Regions from separate parts of the Homo sapiens genome. Here region 1 is linked to region 2. The links are chromatin loops, found by intact Hi-C in ENCODE. Cell type or tissue: B cell. All regions are shown on one strand. Region 1 overlaps AFF1 (ALF transcription elongation factor 1). Region 2 overlaps AFF1 (ALF transcription elongation factor 1).

Region 1 (8,000 bases), 65 kb before region 2:
GAGTGCAGTGTTGTGATCTCCGCTCACTGCAACCTCTGCCTCTTGGGTTCAAGCAATTCTCCTGCCCCAGCCTCCCAAGTATCTGGGACTACAGGTGCATGCCACCACACCTGGCTAATTTTTTATTTTTAATAGAGACAGGGTTTCACCATGTTGGCCAGGCTGGTCTCAAACTCCTGACCTCAGGTGATCCTCCCACCTCAGCCTCCCAAAGTGCTGGGATTACAGGCGTGAGCCACCATGCCCAGCCCTGAGCCACTGCGCCTAGCCTGATTTTGCCATACTTAAAAAAACAAACAAACAACTATCCTTTTTCCTCTTTTTCTTTGCTGAACTATTTTAAAGCAAATTCCATTTCACTTCTTCATACTTTATGTGCATCTCTAAAAATATATGGACATTTCCCTACTTAAATACATACCCGTCTCACACCTAATAAAATTAACATCTTGGATTCGTCTAATACCTAGTCTATCTCTGAACTTTTTCTTTTTTTTTCCTTTTTTTTTTTTTTTTTTTGAAACGGAGTTTCACTCTTGTTGCCCAAGCTGGAGTGCAGTGGTGCCATCTGGGCTCACTGCAACTTCCACCTCTCAGGTTCAAGCAATTCTTCTGCCTCAGCCTCCCGAGTAGCTGAGATTACAGGTGCACATCACCATGCCTGGCTAATTTTTTGTATTTTTAGTAGAAACGGGGTTTCACCATGTTAGGCTGGTCTCAAACTCCTGACCTCAAGTGATCTGCCCAACTCAGCCTCCCAAAGTGCTGGGATTACAGGCGTGAGTCACCGTGCCCGGCCCCAAACTTTCTAGATTGTTTTAAAATGTCTTTTAAAATTGTTTTTAGCCAGGTGCGGTGGCTCATGCCTGTAATTCCAGCATTTTGGGAGGCCACGGTGGGTAAATCACCTGAGGGTCAGGAGTTCGAGACCAGCCTGACCTACATGGTGAAACCCCGTCTCTACTGAAAATAAAAAATTAGCCGGGTGTGGTGGTACGTGCCTGTAGTCCCAGCTACTCGGGAGGCTGAGGCAGGCGAACCACTTCAACCCAGGAGGCAGAGGTTGCAGTGAGCCGAGATTGTGCCACTGCACTCCAGCCTGGGAGACAGAGTAAGACTCTCTCAAAAAAATAAAATAAAATAAATAATAAATAATAAAATTGTCTTCATCTTGATCCAAGGAAACCAAAGTTCACATATTGCATTAGGTTTTGTTTCTTGAGTCTTAATCCAGAGCAGCATTTACTCTATTTACTTGTGGGGTGGGAGCATTTACTAGTTAAGGAAACAGTTGCATGTATGTCCTACTTCTTGGATTTGTTTGTTTCCTATTAATGCGTTTAACTTGTTTCGATATAGCAGTAGTTCTCAACGGAGGACAATTTTGTCTCCCTCTCTTCCAGGGGACATTTGACAATGTCTAGAGAGATTTTTAGTCATCACAATCTAGTGAGTAGAGGCCAGGGATGTTATTAAACATCTACAATGCACAGAACAGCCCCCACCACAAATAATTTCCTGGTTTCTAATGTCAATAGTGCTGAGATTGAGAAACTGTCAGCCTATCCCATGTATTTCCTGAAGAATGGAAGTTAGCACTAAAAGCTTGGTTAGAGTCAAGATAACTCTTTTTGCTTAAAATAGTTAAATTGCCCAGGAGTGCCGGTATTCTGTTTTGATCTGGGTGTTGGTTACAAGAGTATATCATTTTGTGAAAATTTATATGTGAGCTCTACACTTTAAAAAATGTGTGTTATTTTTAATTTTAAAAGTTTACATTAAAAAAAGAAACCTCTTTATTGTGTTGGGTCCCTTCCTCTTTTTGTCTGCTACTTCACACTTCTTAAATAGTTGAATAAATCTTTAAAGCCTCACTCCCTTTTAAAGTTCCTTAATACTCTTTTTTTTTTTTTTTTCCCAATGTGAGAGACTGGTAGAGATGGGGGAAAAAATGGGTGCCTTTTGAACTCATTGTTGGGATGGTTGAGTGTCTGTTAGGGAAGTCAGAGTGCTGGTACTTTCCTTGCTCTGCAGAAAATTGCAGAGTTGCCCTAAGGGAGGGACACCTAAACGATAAGTAACGTTAGGCCACTTGGGTTTTGTGTAAAGCTGAAAGGAGAAAGTCATTCCAGATGGGATGGTTTGAAAGCAGAGGTTGGCTTTCATGAGCTGTGGAATTTGGGAAAGGGGCATTCTGGGCTGAAAGAACCAGGGAAGGTAAGGAATGCATTAGGGGTGTGCTGGGAACCTTTTCTTGAGCGATGTCTTAAAGCCAGCTTCTCTTCTCTGTCTCTGATAAATAATTGGAAGGAAAGGCAATGAATTTTTTTCTGACAGTTGGTTCTAACTGGGGGCCAGGGCCTCGTTTGCAAATGAAAGGACTGCTGTTGGAGTAGTTGAAATCACAATGGGCCCTGACTCTTTTCACATCAAAGTGTAAAAGAATCTCCAGGGGTGATAAATGGGGGCTGCTGGACTCATTACTTGTAAACAAAGCTGAGGGATGACCTCTACATTTTTTTTTAATTAAAGGAAAACAGGGTTTCCTAGTGGTGAGCATGGGGCTGCTCTTCGTTTGAATTTTGACTGTTCACACTGGAAAAGATCTTTCTTTAAGGTTACAAGGGAGCTGCCGCTGTTACCCAGGATTTACCCTGAATCTCAAACACTACTGGAAAAATGCTGTGCCTAGGACGGCCCAGCAGGTATCCTGCATGTGTTGAGAATTGAAGTGCAGTGGGTTCCGCTGCGTTGTTACAGTAAAGTGGAACAGGGCAGAATTTCTGAGTGCTGCTCCTCTCAGGAGACTGAGGGCTCCTTTACTCCTTTTCCCACCCGACATCAGGAGGAAAACTCCTTTATTCCTGTGCAGTGTAGAAAAAGGTCCGTTTTTAAGTAAATTCTTAGCTCTTTGTAAAAGAAGTCCAAAGGCAGTGGTTTTAGAGTTTAAAGATAGTATTTCTTTATATTTGTGTAGTTACAAGGCTTTGAGTATGATCAAAACGTTTAACCAAAACTAAAGTATGTGCATACTTTATGGTGTTGAAAGCAATGCTACTAAAAATAGTACAACATTTTATGGGATTAAGATTGCAAATTGCTGCCTAAATTCAGCTTGCAGTTAAGGCCTACCTTCAGTAAACTCTCGTTGTGTAGTCAGCTCCCCACCAAGCTTATCTCTTGCTGTTTTTCCACTTGGCTCCTCTGTTGCAGTCAGTCCAAGCCCTACCAGATTTTAAACAACTGGAGGTCAGAGACTGCCCTTTGTAACCTGAGTGGAACTGGTAAGGCACTGGGCACCCAAGAATTCTAATGTGTTTACTGACTTTCCACATGTTTAGTAATCACCTTCTGAGCCTATCTTCCAAGCAAGTTGTAAGACTTGAGAAAGGAGCAGAGGTCACAGCTGGCAAGGAGCACAGCATCCCTGGATGGTTGACAGAGACAAGCTATCCTCCAGATGAAATATTTCCAACTACAGATGAGAGTATTGAAGGCCTTCCATTCCCCTTTGATATCAGAATGGTGAGAATGTGGGAGACACCACCAGTTAACCCTGCCTTCATGAGTACAGATACCCATGAAAATATTTAATAAGCGCAGTGACCAGACGAGACCTGTGCTAAGTATTTGATAGGCATGCTTTCAATCTCGTAACTCCCTATGAGGTTATGTTTTACAGATGAAAAAGGGAAAAGGAAGATACTCATCAGTGGCTAGCTTCCTTCCATCACCGAACCCTCAAGTCCCTGTTCCCTTTTTGTCTTTGTAGAAGCTGGTGGCAGGGATATACTTTCTGAGCTCTGGTTTAAAACTCTGAGTTTTGGGCCACAGATCCCCTCTAGCTGACTCTTCTTTTTTGACATGAATGAGATAAAAAGTTGTTCCTGGGAGATAGTTTCAGCATGGCTACAGTAGTCAGAGAAACGTGCATCTTTTCCAGTGAAGGAACAAAGCTGATTTCTTTGCACTGGGGCATAGTGGGGGTGTGGGAAGGGGGGGCTGAGTGATGGGAATAGGGGTCACTACTGAGTCATATGGCAGGAAAAAGATGAAAAGATTAGTTACCCAAAAAAAAAAAAATTAAGGAATGGAGGTGGTTCCCATCCTAAATTAGAATCTCCCCAGTTTGCGTTTCAGAGCCCTTTTCATCGCCGTGGTGAGATGATGTGTGCTCTCTCAGAGCACTTTGTGGTCTGTTACAGCATTGCACAGATGTCAGGTGGCTGCCCTGTTAATAAATCAACCTCTCAACGGTTAGAAGTTGTAGCAGTTCTCGTTTTAGATTATCTTTCTACATCCGGCAGAGGCTTACTGTCCCCCGCAGAGCACTTGGTAAACGAGATATGAAATTGTCCTTTAAGAATGGAGGTTTAATTTTCCAGTAGGACAGAGTATTCAATAAATGAGAGTGGAGACTATATTTTATTTGTCTAAAATATATGTTTTTTAAAATGTGTTCCTCAATAGCTGGTAAAGGACAAAGCCAGGGAGTTGAGAGCAAAGGGTATGCACGAGCTGAGATAGCAGGATATTTGGAAAAGTTATTGTTTCTTTTTTTTTTTTTTTTTTTTCCTGTCTCATGTCCTCAACCTGGAGTAGTGACTCTGGTGAGTAGAACACTTCTTACAGGCTCACTGGGACCCTGCCACTAAATTTTCACCTGGAGAGGCAGCCTAATTAAGAGAGAGTTTGCTTTGAAATCAGTTAGATCTGGGTTTGAATTGTATCCCCATGAGACAGGTAATGCTGGGCAATTTTCTTAACCTCTCCAAACTCTAGTTCTTTCATTTGTAAAATAAGGATAATAATGACTAAATATATACATTTATTTAAAGCCCATGGAGTGCTTGGTACTCAATAGACATTTAATAAATATTAATTTTCTTCCCTTTCTGTTGACTTGCCTTTGATAATTTCAGCATTTAGGGTGTGGAGAATTTGAACTTCATGATGTTCATAGAACACCTGAGGTTTAAAAGTTTGGGTTCCATTGGGCAATATAGGGAAAGCAGCCTTCCCATGCTCTGAGACCCAACTCTGAAGCATTGTCTGGGACCAGCGCCTGGCACTGTATGTGAACTGTATAATCACGTGTTCCTGCCAACTGTGGGTTCAAGTGATGATGAGTCTGATTTTTGTTACTCTGGAACTTACATTATTAAGAGTTTGGGTAATTTGAAATGGTAGGTGACACTATGAATTAATTTCTCAATAAAATTCTCATTTCATATTTACTACTAAAATATTACTTTAAGATATAGTTTAGGATACACATGAAGATAAGTATAGGCCAAGCACGGTGGCTTATGCCTGTAAAACTCAGCACTTTGAGAGGCTGAGGTGGGTGGATCACTTGAGGCCAGGAGTTCGAGACCAGCCTGGGCAACATGGTGAAACATCATCTCTTCAGGAAATACAAAAATTAGCCAGGCGTGCTGGCATGCACCTGTAATCCCAGCTACTTGAGAGGCTGAGGCACGAGAATTGCTCGAACCTGGGAGGCAGAGGTTACAGTGAGCTAAGATCACACTACTGTACTCCAGCCTGGGTGACAGAGTGAGACTCCCATCTCAAAAAAAAAAAAAAAAAAAAAAAAGCATAGATAACTATGTGTAAAGAAACTAGGTATTCATTTAATAATACTTTTTATCCTTTTAGGTTAAGTAAATAGAAATCATATATTTCCTTCAGGTTAGTTTGATCTTGAATGGAAGTTCTCTGTTCTTAATCCAATATTCATTCATTCATCAAAGACTTTGTGGAGAGCCTTTGATGTCAAAAGTGTCAACTAGGAACTAGGGAGAGGGGATGGGAAGAAAAACTGGTACCATGGGGGAGGGAAGGAACTGGGATGGAGGTAGATTAGTCCACAGGGAGTTCACATTAGCGCTTGCGTTCAGGTTACTATGTGTAGGTTACTATGTGCATCTACTCTTTTTCATCCAATGCTTTAAACTTTTTAAAAAGCTTATTCCTAGTCCAGTATTGTATTTTAACCTTATAAAGATCTTATAGGGTAGGTCAGGCAGATAGTTCCATTTGAAGTTTAAAGGGGTTAAGTGGTTTGCCAATGATCTCAGGGTTAATAATGAAACTGTTTTCTCAACCTGGAATGAGTTTTCTCTCCCTTTCCCAGCTCCTCAGTCTATTGATATCTTAGTCATCCTTTAAGGTTCAGCTGAAATACCACCTTTTCTTTTCATTTCTTTTTTTTTTTTGAGACAGTGTCTCACTCTGTTGTCCAGGCTGGAGTGCAGCATTGCACAGTCACGGTTCACTACAGCCTCAATCTCCTGGGCTCAAGTGATCTTCCCACCTTGGCCTCCCAAATGCTATGATTACAGGTGTGAGTCACCATGACTAGACTGGTTTTTTTTTTTTTTTTTTTTTAGTACAATTTTTTTGTAGACCTGGGATCTCACCATGTTGCCCAAGCTAGTTCTGAACTCCTGGCCTCAAGCAGTCCTCCTGCCTCGGCCTCCCAAAGTGCTGGGATTACAGGCATGAACCACCATGCCTGGGTTGTTCTTTTGGTTTTTTTTTTTTTTGAGATGGAGTCTCGCCCCGTCACCAGGCTAGGGTGCAATGGTGTGATCTTGGCTCACTGCAATCTCTGCCTCCCAGGTTCAAGCCATTCTCCTGCCTCAGTCTCCCGAGTAGCTGGGATTGCAGGTGCGCACCACCACATCCAGCTAATTTTTTTTATTTTTAGTAGAGATGGGGTGTTGGCCAGGATGGGCTCAATCTCCTGACCTCATGATCCGCCTGCCTTGGCCTCCCAAAGTGCTGGGATTACAGGTGTGAGCCACCGCACCCAGCCGCCTGGGTTGTTCTATACATCTTTTTTTTTTTTTTTTTGAGATGGAGTTTCACTCTTGTTGCCCAGGCTGGAGTGCAATGGTGCAACCTCTGCTCACCACAACCTCCACCTCCTGGGTTCAAGCAATTCTCCTGCCTCAGCTCCTGAGTAGCTGGGGTTACAGGCATGTGCCACTATGCCCGGCTAATTTTGTATTTTTAGTAGAGACAGGGTTTCTCCACGTTGGTCAGGCTGGTCTCGAACTCCCGAGCTCAGGTGATCCACCTGCCTCAGCCTCCCAAAGTGCTGGGATTACAGGCCTGAGCCACTGCGCCCGGCTGTTATATACATCCTTCTCGTTATTCCTCTATCATAGCTTACTATTTTTAAATATTAAATTTCTGTTTGCATTATTGTATGGTTTCTCTCTCCTGATTAGACACAGACTAATAAAACATTTAGTAATTATTTTCCTCCATCTCATATATCCGTCTGAGTCGTAAACATCTTTTATACCAAAGACCTATTTAATCCTTCAGCACTATCTCTGTGTTTTGCAAATAACCAGCAATTAATAAGTGATTTGAGTTTGCCGCTATTGGAGTTATTGTTGCTGTCATAGAGAGATGGAGGAGTGCTGATGTGGAGGGTGGTTATAATGGGTATTTATTTGACCTTTCTTAGAAAAACAACCCAAAGTTCTTACTCTGTTACTAATGGGTTAACTTAGTGTTGCTGTGAAAGTCTGTAACTGTTAAGACAATTACGCATTGTTGACTCAACTGTTGAAAACTACATTTTAAGGCATCTATATAAAGTCTTCAGAATTATGTAAACAGTGATTTACTGCTACCTATTTGTCTTCATTGACCTTTTAAAAACAAATTCCTTGCACAGGCAAGCCTTAGAGCCAATGGTGCCTACAGGTTACCTGTATTTCACTTTTCGGCTAATTTGTCAATGTTTTCTCACAGCAGTGTTTTTGTCTGTTTTAACCAGGGTGTTTGGTTTGGATTAATGTTCAGTTTCTACACACACTTGCTAAGCCTCTTCTCTTATCCACCTATTAGCAAAAGGGAAGTGAAGGGTATAGCCTGTAGAGGGAATTCCCCCTCTTCATTTTGCATTCTAAGTCTATATCTAGGAAAGCATTGTAGCCAAAAAACCCAGGAGTATTGTCTGTATTTTGAAGATATTT
Region 2 (8,000 bases):
ATATATATATATATATATATATATATATATATATATATCTATCTATATCTATCTGTGTGTATATATATCTGTGTGTGTATATATATGTGCGTGTATATATGTGTGTGTATATATATGTGTGTGTATATATATGTGTGTGTATGTATATCTGTGTGTATATATATATCTGTGTGTATATATGTATATATATCTGTGTGTGTGTATATATATATAATATCATGTGTGTGTATATATATACATATCACGTGTGTGTATATATATGCACACACACACACGAATGTTAGCAAAGAACCCAAGCATTGCCTCAATAAGTAACGTTAGAATCATACATCCAAGCCAAAATCTTTATTTATTTTATTTTTAATTTATTTATTTAATATAGATGGAGTCTCTGTTGCCCAGACTGGAGTGTAGTGGTGTGATCATAGCTTACCGCAGCATTAGACTCCTGGACTCAAGTGATCCTCTTGCCTCACCCTCCCGAGTAGCTGGGACTACAGGCAGGCACACACCACCATGCCCAGCTAATTTTTAATTTTTTTTTGTAGAGATGGGGTCTTTCTTTGTTGTTCAGGCTGGTCTTGAACTCAGGTGATCCTACCACTTTGGGTTCTCAAAGTGCTGGGATTAAAGGTGTAAGCCACTGTGCCCAGCAGACTGAAATCATTTTATAACTGTGCTTTTCAATGTTATCTTAAAATTAGCTGGGGAAGAATTCTGTTTAGTTTTTGTTTTTTGGTGTCAGTCTCATTTAAAAATTGACAAGGAAATGAATGGATTTGTGGTAACTGCCTTTTAACTTTGTAAATTTTAACCTAATGTATGTTTAAATTATCAGAAATAGAAAATTCAGATACTTCTATACTTACTGACTTATTATAAAAACTGTGCCTAAACTGAAGGACAGAACCACTTAAATTATTCATTTATTTGAGAAGAAATTTTCTATTTTAATTCAACAATGACTTTTTTCACTATATTTTCATGGTTGAACTGGCTAGAGTGGGTAGTTATTTCAATAGGTGTTGGAAATTAAAAAAAGTGTAGATAGTTTCCAGTTTACTGATTTTCTTCCAAAAATGTGTTTGGGACATAGAAAATGTTTTGCAGAAGCAGCAAGGAAAATCATGTGATGAAGGTTAGGCCCTAGGCTAGAGCCAGAATGTTTCTTAACTTGTGCCAAAATGTCCAACATTTGGAATAATAATGGCAAACGGTGCAATCACTGAAATAAAGCATGAAAACCATGCTTAAACAAGAGGGTTCGTTCTATACTTGTGTTAGCTTTTAGCTTTAGGGGGTTTTGTGGATGGAGAAAGAGGAGTGGTGTAAGGGATCTTTAAGATTACTTGGAGGAGACTGGAAAAAATGGATTCTTTGGGGCAGGGGCATTTCCACTGGTAAACCTGGGCACTTTTAAGGACAGAGGATTATGTATAATTTTGATCTATGGTAATAGCAGTCTTTTATTAAGCAATTATTTATTGAGCATTCTGTTATGTTCTGATCTCTGAACCAGGAACTTTGCAAAATGGTATCATTTAATCTGCAAGGCAGAGCTTATCACTGCCATTATACAGATAAACTGAGGCTCATGGCAAGTGACGGCTGATACACAGCTTCAGATCTACTCCAGACTTACATGTAAATGTCTCCTTGCCCTTCATACATATATCCATGTGGCCAGTGACCCATGATTTACTGGTGGAGCAAAGGAAGGCATAGAAAATGGAATATGGGTGGGGTGTCTGTTTATCTCTAAACTGAGCTATAACTGAAACAAAAAAAGAGGATGAGAGTAGGGAAACATGGTATGTGTAAAATTCCTCTCAGAGTGAAGAAATGTGAGGTCAGTGTTTCCCAGCGTTAGCCTCTGGGAAGTAAGTGCCTTTTCTCCAGCTTGGTTACTGCATGGGGAATTTGGAGAGAGATGGTAGGGTATTTGTAACTTGGGGAACTCCAGCAATATTTGGGACAGGGGATGTATGTGGATGGAACCTTTTTGTATAAAAGATGTGAAATCCCTTTTACCCTTCATCCTCCTTTAGGATCCTGCTTTTTTTTGAGTCAGAGTCTTGTTCTGTCTTCCGAGGCTGGAGTACAGTGGCGCTATCTGTTCACTGCAACCTCTGCCTCCTGGGTTCAAGCAATTCTCCTGCCTCAGCCTCCTGAGGCTGGGATTACAGGTGCCCACCACCACGCCTGGCTAATTTATTTATTTATTTTTTAGTAGAGATGGAGTTTCACCATGTTGGCCAGGCTGGTCTCAAGCTCCTGGACTCAAGTGATCCACCCGCCTCGGCCTCCCAAAGTGTTGGGATCACAGGCGTGAGCCACTGCGCCCAGCCCCGATCCTGATCCCTATCCTGCTTCTTTAGAAAAAACTGATGTTTAGAATAAAACATTTTTCCACCCCTTCATTTTTAGTGTGAAATGCATGCATCCCTTCACCTCTGCTGTGAGATACCACATTTTATGCCATCCTTGGGATCCCCTTTTTTCACAAGGTTCTCTTATCCTGCTCCATAGGCTGCCAGCTCTAGTGACCATCTATTGTGTTTAGTATTGAGTTATCTCCCTTTTTAGGGAGGAAAGGGATGTAATGGGAGAGGCATAGGCAGAATGCAGGAAGGGGCACCAAAGCCTGTGCTCCTTTGCCAGCACTTGGACTCCAGCTGTGTATATTCATTAATAATGACTCACAGTTATTGAACACTAGGCACTGGGCTCAGCACTATGTCTGCATTAGTTAATGTAATTATTACAACAGCCCAAAACTTTTTGGTACAATTCTCATCTCTATTTTAGAGAGGACGAAACTAAGGCTTAGAGAGTGTATGGCTTGTCCTGTTGGCTGTACCTGGCAGTGACAGCATCTCAGACGTGCCGGTCATAAATGTAGCCATTGGCAAAGATTTCCCATGTCAGTTCCTTCCGTCCTGCATTATTGTGGTGGCTGCTATCCCAGTAGAGAAGTAACACAGTGACTTTGGGAATATTTCTCATTCTCTACAGGGGTGGTTCTCCACAGGGGAGGAGATTTTACCCTTCCCTATCCCGGGGATATTTGGCAATGTCTGGAGACAGATATGGCTGTCACGCCTGGGAGGGGGGTGTGCTACCATCATCTCAGATAGAGGCTAGGGATGCTGCTAACGTCCTGCAATACACAGGACAGCCCCACCCTAAGAATTACCTGGCCCCAAGTGTCAATAGTGGAGAACTCTCGCTCTGCAGGTTTCGCCTAGTTCCTATGCATGGGGATGTTTGTGTTTCCGAGAGCGTCTGTACATTGTCATCAGACCCTAAATCATGCTGGCCCCAGGTGTCAGTTACTTGACCTGTATTTGCTTAGGACACAGTATGTGCAAGACACTCCTGGGTGCTCTGTGGGTTACACAGCCTTACTCTACCCCTCACCACCATGTTTAGTGAGTAAATGATTTACCCAAAGAACCACAGTTAGGAAGTGGCAGAGCCTAGGTCTGAATCCTTCACTAACTCCAGAGACCATGCTTTTTTTTTTTTTTTTTTGCGTGGTGGTGCATGCCTGTAAGGCTGAGGCAGGAGAATTGCTTGAACCCGGGAGGTGGAGGTTGCAGTGAGCTGACACCATGCCATTGCACTCCAGCCTGGGCAACAAGAGTGAAACTCTGTCTCAAAATAAATAAATAGGTAAATAAATAAAATTAAAAATTTGCCATGCACACCCAGCTAATTTTTGTACTTTTAGTAGAGATGGGGTTTTGCCATGTTGGCCAGGCTGGTCTTTGAACCCTTGACTTCAAGCGATCCTCCTGCCTCGGCCTCCCAAATTGCTGGGATTACAGGTGTGAGCCACCATGCCCTGCTGAGACCATTCCCTGTACTCGTTTACTGTGATGGTAACCAAAATGTTCCATCGTGTGGCATGTTGCTGAGCCTCCTCTCTGCCTCCTTCAGTTTCAACAAAGTCGTGGCAGGAGACTGACAAACAGCAGTCTCTGTGTGGGGACCTTGAGTGGCCATCCAGTTGCTCTGTAGTAGGAAGTGGTAGGGAAGTTGGAGGTGAGGAGGGCCCGTTAGTAGGGAACTGAGGCCAGACTTCTAAAAGAGCAAGGAAAGAATTTCGAATGACATGGTTCCTCAGCATGTCTGCAGGGAGGAGGTTTATTGCAGCAGCATTTAGAACTAGCTCAGAGGAGAAATAATGGGCGAAGGGAGATTGGTACATATAAGGTAATACCTATTGTATTACAGATTTACTTATGTAAAATGCTTTTCTAAAATCTGGTTCTCTCGTATTTTATATACCAGATGTAACTCAAACTAGATGAAATAGAACCATAGACTCAATCCTTCCTAAAAGCTCAAGGCTTTCTGGCTTGGTAATTTTGTGGGGAAGCACTTGCAGGAAAAACACTTTGAAATATGAAGAAGGAAATGTGATTCCGGTGGTTTCTTTATAGGCCCTAAATCAGTACAGGAAGAAATAGGACAAGAACCAGAGAAGATTAACTTTCTGAAACTTTACAAACAGCCTAATTCCCAAGTAGAGAAAAGTATATTTTAAAGAATGAATACTGGGGGAGGAAATGAGGGAAGGTGAATTAAGCCTTCACAGTGGCTGCTAAGGAGATTACCCTGAAAACTTCCCAGGTGGGAATCTGAAACTTACTTCTACAAATGTATGCATGTGTCTCTACTAGATTGCTTGTAGTTTCCCAGTAGAGCAAAAAGCAGAAGCCAGAGAAAGATTTGAAGGTGTTAGGTAAGTGCTCTAGTTTTGCTTGGCGTGCATGCACGGATACACATGTAACATGCACACTTCTGCTATTTCAGTTCTGCTGACAGCTGATGAAATCATGTGTCTCACAAGTTTAGGACCACTCTTGAGTTCCTTTCCTTCCAAAGATTTGCTATAATATTTCATAGATAAATTTGTGCTTCCAAATTACTCCTTTCTGCTAAAATCTGAGATTTAACCAGAAGCCTGTAAATACCCTAGAGGAGAGAGGAGAGTCTGTTGGAAAAATGTGGGGCACACAACGATCCTACCACAGTGTTTTGACCAAATTTAATAGTTTATTCTTGTGGTTATTTTTTCTAACATTATGAACATTTTCAAACATTCAGAAAAGTTTAATGAATTTCACAGTAAAAAGCCTTATTCTCAGATTATAAGTACATATTAAATAGTCCTAATTCAAAATCCTAAACATTCCAAAATCTGAAACTTTTTGTTGTTGTTGCTGTTGGGTTTTTTTTTTTTTTTTTTTTTTTTGAGGTGAGTCTCACTGTCGCCCAGACTGGAGTGCAGTGGTGTGATCAATGCAGTGGCCCATTGCAACCTCTGCCTCCTGGGGTTCAAGTGATTCTCCTGCCTCAGCCTCCCAAGTAGGTGGGATTACAGGCGTGCACCACCAGGCCTGGCTACAAAATCTGAAACTTTTTGAGTGATGACATGACACTCTAAGGAAGTGCTTATTGGAGCATTTTATTTTTCAGATTTTAAGATTAGTAGTGCTAAATGCCAGTGTTCCAAAATCCAAAAAAAAGAAAAAAAATTGAAACCCAAAACACTTAAGGTCCCAAGCATTTCAGATAAAGGGATACCCAGTCTGTATTAACATTTTATTTTACTTGCATTACCATATATTCATCTCTTTGTTGCTGTGTCCATCCATTAATGTATTTTTATACTTCTTATATAAGTTGTGGGAGAGTATACTGTCCCGTAAATAGCTTGTATATCATTAAAGTTCAGTATTTTTTTTTACGTTTTTTTTTCTTTTGGTATAAAATGCAGTGAAAGGCACAAATTTTAAGTGTACTGGCCCATTTTGACAGTGCATGCATCTGTGTAACTCATACCCCTAGTAAGATTTGGAACTATTCTTAAGGTTATTTTTTGGTGTGTATCTGGGAAGATGATTAGAAGAAGAGTAAACAAACACGTAACCTGTTTTATTTTTCTTCCTCTCAGGGTGTCATTTCAATTTTTTAAAACCTGTTGGATGAGTTGTGTGTGCTTGATAATACCTCATTTTGTAGAGATTATTTAAATTCCTTGAGGTCTCAGACCAAAGCTCTTGGATTAAGGTACGTTTTTCTTCACCTAGGTTGTCTCTTGCTGAGAATTAAAGATAAATTTTTTAGAACCAGCCCTTCTCACACTGAAGGAAAGTGGAGACTCATGTCCATTTAAGACCTCCCCATTTTTGGGTAACAGTAAAATGCATGTGACAGAATATAACTATTACTAAATCATTCCCTGCCACTCTAGGAGTGCATTTATTAGAGAAATGCTAGGACTATTGGATTGTGTTCTTCCAGTGTTATGCTTTTGAAGTTGTGGGAAGGCAGGCGGATTGTCCCCAAAGGAGGTGCCCTTAGTTGATGTCTGTCATCCTACACAGGTGGGGTCTTTTATTTCATGGCCAGGGCTCTCAAAGGCTTCCTTTTGGCCACAATGAGAGAAATCTGGGGGTGAGTGAGTGTCCTCCCAGGTAAATTAATGGTGGGTCTGTAAATAACCAGGGGCCCCAGACTGAAATCGGGCAGGTTGTAATTTGTCAGATACCTGGATGCCTGTTACCTGTTTCTTTTTATTCTGTTATCCTCTAGCATTTGGTAAACTTTGATATAAATATTGTGGCCGTTTCTGAGCTACTTTATTGTAAGAGAATAGTTGGGAATCTGTGATTAGGCTAGAGTTATAAGGGGAAACAAGGTCTCCCTGAGTGCAGGTGGGGCATAGAGGTTTTAAATGGGAAGGAATAGGTGATAAGAATATGTAAGAGGTTCACTCTACCTCCATTTGAAGACAGAGGTTTAACGTTATGAAGACTGTCAACCTGTTTCCTCCTTACACTGTCAGCCTGACAGATGTCTTTTTATGTACGTAAAGGTATTCAGATCCAGCAGTGCATTCTCCCACCAGACTTTTGAAGAATCAGGACATTTGAGGAACATTAAGTTCTGACCTTTAATAGCAGCCACTGGCTTAATTCTTCATATTTTCCAAAAACCACACCCGCCTGCTGGAATAGATAGCACAGGGAAGTTGGATGGACTCCCTGTGCCTTGGGAGTTCTTACTCCCAGAGTGTCTCCTAGTGTTTCCTTTTGCTGTGCTGTGTCCCGTATATCCTGTCATTTCCATTTATTTTATCCTCAAATTATAAAGAATTGTAGTGTTAAGTCCGTTATTCACTTTAAGATGCAGCCAGAACAGTGACTGGAGTGGTTTCATACCTCATGGGTTTCCCACACTTCCATCAACACACACTTCACAACACCTTGGAGGCATTGTGAAAAGGTCAAGCTTTGGAGATGGGGAAGAGTCCTGAAGATGTTGGGTGACATTGTACAGTGAATGGAGGCTGCCTGCTTGGCACACTTTCCATCACACATCACATTTTGCTAATCTTTTGGAATAAGGGGGAAAGACATTTAAATGAGATAATTAGAGATAAGAATGGAGATTTTAATCTTTTCCCTGAAGTCAAGAAGGCAGATAAGGAGAAATTGCTGTCACTGAAAGACTGTATATTTTACAAGAAGTTATTTCAGAAGCAGTCTCTATTCCTTTAGGCTTTAAATGAACTTAAAAAAAAAAAAATCACCCCTTGTGTTTCTTACTAATTTAGGGACTAGTCCAGGGGTCAACAAACCTTTTCTGTGAAGGACCAGATGGTAAATATTTTAGGCTTTGCAGCCCACGCGGTTTATGTTGCACCTACTTAGCTCTGCTGTGGTGGGACCAAAGCATCCATAAACAATACGTAAGCAGATGAGGATCACTATGTTCCAATGAATCTTTATTTACAAAAATAGGTAGCTGGTCCAGATTTGGCCCATGAGCCATAGTTTGCCAATCCCTGGACTAGCCCATCCTTTTATTTCTTGCTAACTTTAAGGAACATTTTAAAGTTGAAATTTAAAGATTGGCCAGTGTTAAATATGAATGGTTAAAAAAATTCTCCCCCCTTTGCCGCTGGCAGTCTTACCCTTCTTTAA

Evidence for each region. Hi-C counts contacts between places; a loop is a spot of excess contacts. Peaks named below come from ENCODE experiments on the same cell type or tissue, not always from the same donor. Only the 100,000 strongest peaks of a DNase experiment are listed, where the experiment ranks them.
Region 1: a loop joins it to region 2, with 3 times the contacts of the local background. A loop is called at or near these places in 3 of 110 quality-filtered maps.

Annotation. Positions count from the first base shown.
Region 1 is chr4:86,957,592-86,965,591 of GRCh38, forward strand. The region is part of intron 2 of AFF1 (ALF transcription elongation factor 1); the gene reads left to right. Among named protein-coding and RNA genes, the nearest start is that of AFF1, 27 kb to the left of the region's middle. RefSeq lists enhancers at 336-919, 1,629-2,301, 2,302-2,973 and a silencer at 3,146-3,440. In B cell, no CTCF peak of the experiment used is centred here; DNase peaks (open chromatin) are centred at 3,720, 4,220 and 7,880; H3K4me3 peaks cover 543 bases; H3K27ac peaks cover 1,476 bases.
Region 2 is chr4:87,022,546-87,030,545 of GRCh38, forward strand. The region is part of intron 2 of AFF1 (ALF transcription elongation factor 1); the gene reads left to right. Among named protein-coding and RNA genes, the nearest start is that of AFF1, 92 kb to the left of the region's middle. In B cell, no CTCF peak of the experiment used is centred here; a DNase peak (open chromatin) is centred at 4,766; H3K27ac peaks cover 3,236 bases.